2 separate regions of the Mus musculus genome follow, and region 2 is linked to region 1. The links are chromatin loops, found by intact Hi-C in ENCODE. Cell type or tissue: heart. All regions are shown on one strand. Links, peaks and the distances in the headings refer to the core of each region. The heading gives the core; the rest is flanking DNA. Region 1 overlaps Lclat1 (lysocardiolipin acyltransferase 1). Region 2 has its middle 46 kb from the start of E330032C10Rik.

Region 1 (2,912 bases), core at 198-2,697:
CTGGTATTGAGGCACCACTTTCCTCCTAGTGAGTGACGAGGAGAGACTTTATCTAAGAACACGGTATACAATTCTTAGAACAGGAAAAAGAAAGGGACCCACAACTAAGGCACTGAAAGCACATTATTGTATATAAAGAAATGTAAACAGTTTAACACCGACAGGATCCCTCTGCTAGTCCTTATTGTGACTGTTCCAGAGCTTCTTTGTTGGGCTTGAGAGCCGGTGAAATGGAACCAATCTGCAGAATTCAGACTTATACCAACATAGGGTCTGCGTGTGGCGTGGTCACCATTAGAACACGAGTGGAAGGCGCTGCTTCCTTCTCGGGTTTGTTCTGTGGGCGTGCAGAGGCAGGATTTTAGGGAGAGTCTTAAGTGAGAAGCTCTCGCAGATAGATATGTTTCTACTTCATTTTCAGTCTCTCCCGCCATGTTGCTTGACTAAAGTTTAGGATTCCCTGGGTTTGTTTCATCAAAGACACACAATGTGGGAACTCATCACCCAGCCTCTATATCGGTTCATATTTTAGGGTGAAATGGTTCACATTATAAATAACCCACAACTACTATATGTAAAATCTCTTCCAATGGGATCAACTAGCCAACTAGTGCTGCGAGCACTTCAGCTCACCTGCACAGGGAGCAGGGAAAGAGTCTGCTGGAGCACGGCTGAGCTGCTGAGCCCTGGCTGAGCTGCTGAGCCCTGGCTGAAGGTGTGGCAGGGGCATTCCTTAGGCTGACAACCATCAAGGCCACATCTGCTTAGGCCTGATGCTCAAGTATTGACTTAAAGCAGTTCCAAGCTCAAAAGCATTAGGTGTATATGCATTTTTTTAAATTAAATAAACAGTTTTAATACAGTTAAACGTGTAGGTAAGAACAAATAATTATAATTTAAAAACACGTTTATTTTTATTTTCCCCCTCCGGAGAAATTCCTCTTAAAGCAAGTAGAGTGTCCACATTCTCTAGTTTTAGTGCTGTATTAGGAATTTGGGGTAGGTAAAGTAAAATTAAGGTATTCTCTACCTTAATGTTTTCTATGATCAGAAGAGGGCGAAGGGAAGAACAAGAGACAGAGAGCCTGTGGGTGCCCAATGAGATGGACAGCACTGTTAACCGAGCCCAACTACTGTGGGCAAAGATGACAGCATTTCTCTTTTTCCTGGGCAACAAATTGCTAGCTATTTCCACATTTAAATGTGATCCATCAGAGAAACTTAAAATTGGAAGCCTTTCTCATTAAGGGAAAGAAAAAAGGGTGGGGGGAGGGTTGTGTGTGTGTAACCTTAAAAACTAGGGAGTCAAACAGCTGTGTTGAGGGCAGGTGTGCACAGCTACTAATTAGTAAGTTCCCAGCAGGATTAAAGTGAGTTTTGATGGAGCAGTTAAACATGGGCTGGCTTGTTTCTCCAGAGGCACCAGTTAGCACTCTCCCACTAACAAATGCACAAACATCAAAAAGCCAGACTTAACCACGCTATGCTGATGGTGTCCTGTCCCCAACGGGGCTTTCTCAGTGTGCTTGGCAAGATGAGGAAGTCCTTACCAGGTACAGATGCGCACTGCCATCTTAGGAAAGGCAGATTTCTGTCTGAGCACACAGGGCAGTTAAGAGCTGCTGAGACTGTTGGATACTGGGGTGGGGTGGGGTGGGGAAGCTTCTATGTGCCTCTGTCCCTGCCCCAATCACATGACACAGATGGGAGCATGCAGCTCAGTGGAGTGGAAACAGTGGCCACAAGGATTCTCTTACCCAGGACACTGCGTGCTCGCTATTGGTTTGCTATGTTGTCACTGCTTCCAAATGATAGGAATATTTGGCAGACAGTAGGTCAGTGTGTGTTTAAATGTCACTGTTGAGAGATGACTAAAAAGAGAGAGTGTGTCCTTGCTATCACTGAAAGAGCTCATTCTGAGTTAGCAGTTTTTGTTTTAAGAGTAAAGTTATCAAGGTTTGGGGGCTTTAGCTACACCATCCTGTCTGCAGGCATGTTTGTTGTAGCTCTAATGGCAGAAGGCAGACACCCTGCATGCATAGGACAGACACCTGCCTTCCAGTTTCTGTCTGAACTACAGATGTTTTTCTAATGCATCTTTACATGAACCAGTCCACGCTACAGATGACGCTCCCTGGTGACCATCAGGAAGGCAGGACTGAGTGTGAGTGAAAAGCAAGCTGCACCAGTTTCTGTCTTTTAAAAGCCAAATGGAGAGCCTGACGGTGCTCCCTGAGCTGAGTGCAGATGTGATTTCCAGGCGAGGAAAGGGGGTCTTTTCCTGCCTCACTCAGCACAAGAGACTATCAGTGATGGAGGGCTCCCTGCCAATGGGGCTCAGCTTAGGACAAGGCAAGTCCACCTTTGCGTTTGATTGGTGTAAAAGAATTAAAGAATGGACTGTGTCCTGCGGGGGAGGCAGACTACTACCTGCTTAGATACACTGGGGCTGGTGTTCATGGTGCCAAGGCTACCTCTGAGCCAAAAGTCTGTCAGAAACAGGTTGGTCCTTTCAGAAAAGCTTGCATTTTGTCTTGACAGCTTAGTGATTGTTTGTAATACTCTGACCCTAGTAATTCACAGCGATTGACCCCTGCTACATACTCAGCATTGGAATTACATTCAGAGATTTTAAAGAAACCATAGCAATATTTCCCCCATAAAATTAAGTGCAAAATACCTTTAACAAAAAATGATGATAGTAAGAAACATTTGACATAGTCATGCAAAACTCGTCTCAGTTTACAAAGACTGACATTCCCGTGACAACCCTAGGTTTTCACATGAACGCCGCCATCTTACTCATTTTTCTTTGAATTTAAATGTGGGTGCTTGTGTAAAAAACGGTAACATGCAAGTTCAATGATTTCCAGTCCACCAAATATTCTCTCCTGCAGCACGAAGAACACAAT
Region 2 (2,912 bases), core at 285-2,784, 56 kb before region 1:
GAAAAGGCACGCTGCGCAGAGCTGCAAGCATAGACACCTCCATCATCTCCTGCCCACCCTGGAGCTGGTGTGCTCTTCCCTCCCTTGCCTCTCGAACCTGCACTGTTGTGGGAGCTATGAATGTGAGTCTTTTGGACCACATTTGGATTGCATGGAGGACTGCAGGGCTATGGTCTTGCCCTCAGTGTCTGTTCACCGCTGATCCATCTCCAGTCTCTGCAAAGAGGTCAACATGAAGCCAGGGCAGGCGTGGATGCTTCCTGGACAACAAATCTTAGTTTTGCTCATGTCTTCCTCTCTGGCCTCACCTGTCTTTCCTGGGAGATGCCCTTAGCCCAGATCCTGTAGAGCAGAGGTTCTCAGCCTTCCTAGAGCTGAGACCCTTTAATACAGTTAGGTCGTGGTGACCACCAGTCATAACATTATTTTTGATGCCAATTCACAATTGTAATTTTGCTACTATGAAGCATGATGTAAATATCATGTTTTCCCTGGTCTTAGGTGACCAACCCTGTGAAAGGGTCACTCACAGGGGTAGTGACCCACTGGTTGGGAATCACTGTTGTAGAGGGATCCAGAGATTCTTCAGGGGAGCCATAACATAGAGGGACAAGTGTTGGCTTTTTGGTTTAGCTATGTTATTGGCTTCTTATGCCTGGAACCCCTATTCCACCCTAATCCCTTCCAACCCCCAACACTAGGACGGAGAGAACGAAGGTTAGAAAGGAAAGGGGACATAGAGCTCTTTAGACTACCTCCTGCTGATTAGGGGCATCAGGTTCCTAGAGACAAATCCAATCTTCATCGGCAGAATATCCAGGAAGCCAGCAATCCAGCAAATGCAACAGGAGGAATGAGCAGCAGCTGGGGTGGGGGGCGGGGGGGGCGGGGGTGCGGGGGGGGGGGAGCAACGGGACCAGCGTGGGGGGGGGGTGAGGAGCAGCGGGACCTGCGGGGGGTGGGGCACAGCAGCAGCGGGACCAGCGCGGGGCGGGGGGTGGGGGGGAGCCAGAAAGGGAGCAACAGCCGGACCAGGGGGTGGCAGCGGGACCAGCAGGGGGAAGGGGCAGCGGGACCATCAGGGGAGGGGGAGGCAGCAGCAGCCGGACCATCAAGGGGCAAAGGGGGCAGAAGCTGCCTCAGGCCCTGTTAGTGCCCTCCCGTTATACCCACTCCAGAATCCCCATAATTAAACTCTCTGCAGCTAACACACACACACACACACACAGCATGAGACAATCCTAATTAACTGCTGTGGACAAACTGAAGCAGCCCCACATCCCACACCTGAGATTAAAACAAAAACATATCCCCACAACATAACTGTCATTTAAAACAACCCAAACTTCTCACTACAGCTAAGCGGTGAACTTTGGTTCGAAGCGTAGCTCTAGCTCTGTCTTTTATTGGCCGTGTGGTCCTAGGAAGGCATTGAACAATCCTGGATTTTGTCGTGCTTAATCTCAGGAGAGGAGGAGGTAACTCTCCATCTGGCTGGGTCATAAAGACCAAGTGACAGAGGTGATGTGGCTTTATCTAGTGAGGTTCTGAATCTAATCATTAGGTGGGGTGAATCATGGCAAGTTTCAGGTCTGTGCCTAGATAATTATGCTACACCTAGGAGTGTGATCAATATCTTTAATTTTCTTCATCTTCGGTTATTTATATTTCCTTCTCCATGACCTCCAGATGGCAGCATGGGCCACGGAAACAGAGCATCTCTTGTCAGGCTGTTGCTTCCCAGGATGCAGATGCTGATGGAGCCAGAGCAACAGTAACCACAAGGCCGCTGGCTGGGTTCTTACTGTGCTGGGGGTATAGGAAGCACTTCTCACAAACAGAAGTTCAAGTGCTTTGGCTTTATGAAGAATGAAAAGGGTCACTGATGGAAGGAGCTGCTGACCGGGAGAACCAGAAACCAAGCAAGTCCAGTCTTCAAGGATGCCTGCCAGGCTACTTTTCCCCCACCATGCTGGTCTTCTCTGTGAATGTAGTATCCTCCTTCACCAATGAGGAGAATAAGACAGAAGGACAGAATGGAACAGCTTAGAGACCAGGCTCCTGGAAATGTCCCATCATTCAAGACACTCACCTGTGAGATGCTTGGTGCAGGAACCATAGGAAAGCTGAACCCCTGAATCCCCAAGAGAATCTCTTCCATTCTCAAAGCAATCTTTGCCAAAAGCCAAAGTGGATTGTGGGAAATTCCCTCCAACCCTCTGCTGACCATCCTCTTTTACTGAACCCTTTAGCCACAGCATTTGAAACTCAACCTCTAATCCCTTCATCCTAAATATTCCTGGGCAATCTCTGAGCCAGCCACGTGTACAAACATGTGCCTTATTGGAGGAAGTGTGCTACTGAACGTAGACTTTGAGGTTTCAAGCCAGGACCAGTGTCTCTTCTTGCGGCCTTGGGATCTGGCTTTAGAAGTCTCGGGTACTTTTCTAGCACCATGTCTGCCTGCAGGCCACCATGCTTCTTGCCACAATGAAAATGGACAAACCCTCTGAAACTGTAAGCAAGTCCCAATTCAGTGTTTCCTAGATAAGAGTTGCTTTGGACATGGTGTCTCTTCACAGCAACACACCACTAAAAACTCTGTGTCTAACCTGAAGCATCCACAACTGTTTGCATCCCTTGAGGACTGCCACCAACCTCTTACCTTTCCACCTTGGGAAGTGTGGAACCTTGAAGGACCAAGCTCCTGAAAAGCTGAAAGACACAGTGGCATGGGCAATTTCTAGGCAGTTTCTGGATGTTCTATGCCCATCACTGATTTGAATATACAGGGGTCCTGTTAGACCAAACCAGCAGTTGCAATATGGTCCTTGAATAGAAGAGATAATCAAAGTGCAGCTACCACTGGGCTTGGAGCACAATGCCTTGGGAGATGTGAGGGGACAGGACTA

Evidence for each region. Hi-C counts contacts between places; a loop is a spot of excess contacts. Peaks named below come from ENCODE experiments on the same cell type or tissue, not always from the same donor. Only the 100,000 strongest peaks of a DNase experiment are listed, where the experiment ranks them.
Region 2: a loop joins it to region 1, with 2.1 times the contacts of the local background. A loop is called at or near these places in 3 of 42 quality-filtered maps.

Annotation. Positions count from the first base shown.
Region 1 is chr17:73,240,107-73,243,018 of GRCm38, reverse strand. Lclat1 (lysocardiolipin acyltransferase 1) reads right to left here. Exons shown (of 6, transcript NM_001177967.1): 6 at 1-2,912. The coding sequence ends at 2,799. Among named protein-coding and RNA genes, the nearest start is that of E330032C10Rik, 9.4 kb to the left of the region's middle. In heart, for the core only: no CTCF peak of the experiment used is centred there; a DNase peak (open chromatin) is centred at 1,738.
Region 2 is chr17:73,295,894-73,298,805 of GRCm38, reverse strand. No RefSeq gene overlaps it. Among named protein-coding and RNA genes, the nearest start is that of E330032C10Rik, 46 kb to the right of the region's middle. In heart, for the core only: a CTCF peak has its summit at 1,689 (motif pointing right); no DNase peak of the experiment used is centred there; H3K4me3 peaks cover 311 bases; H3K27ac peaks cover 296 bases.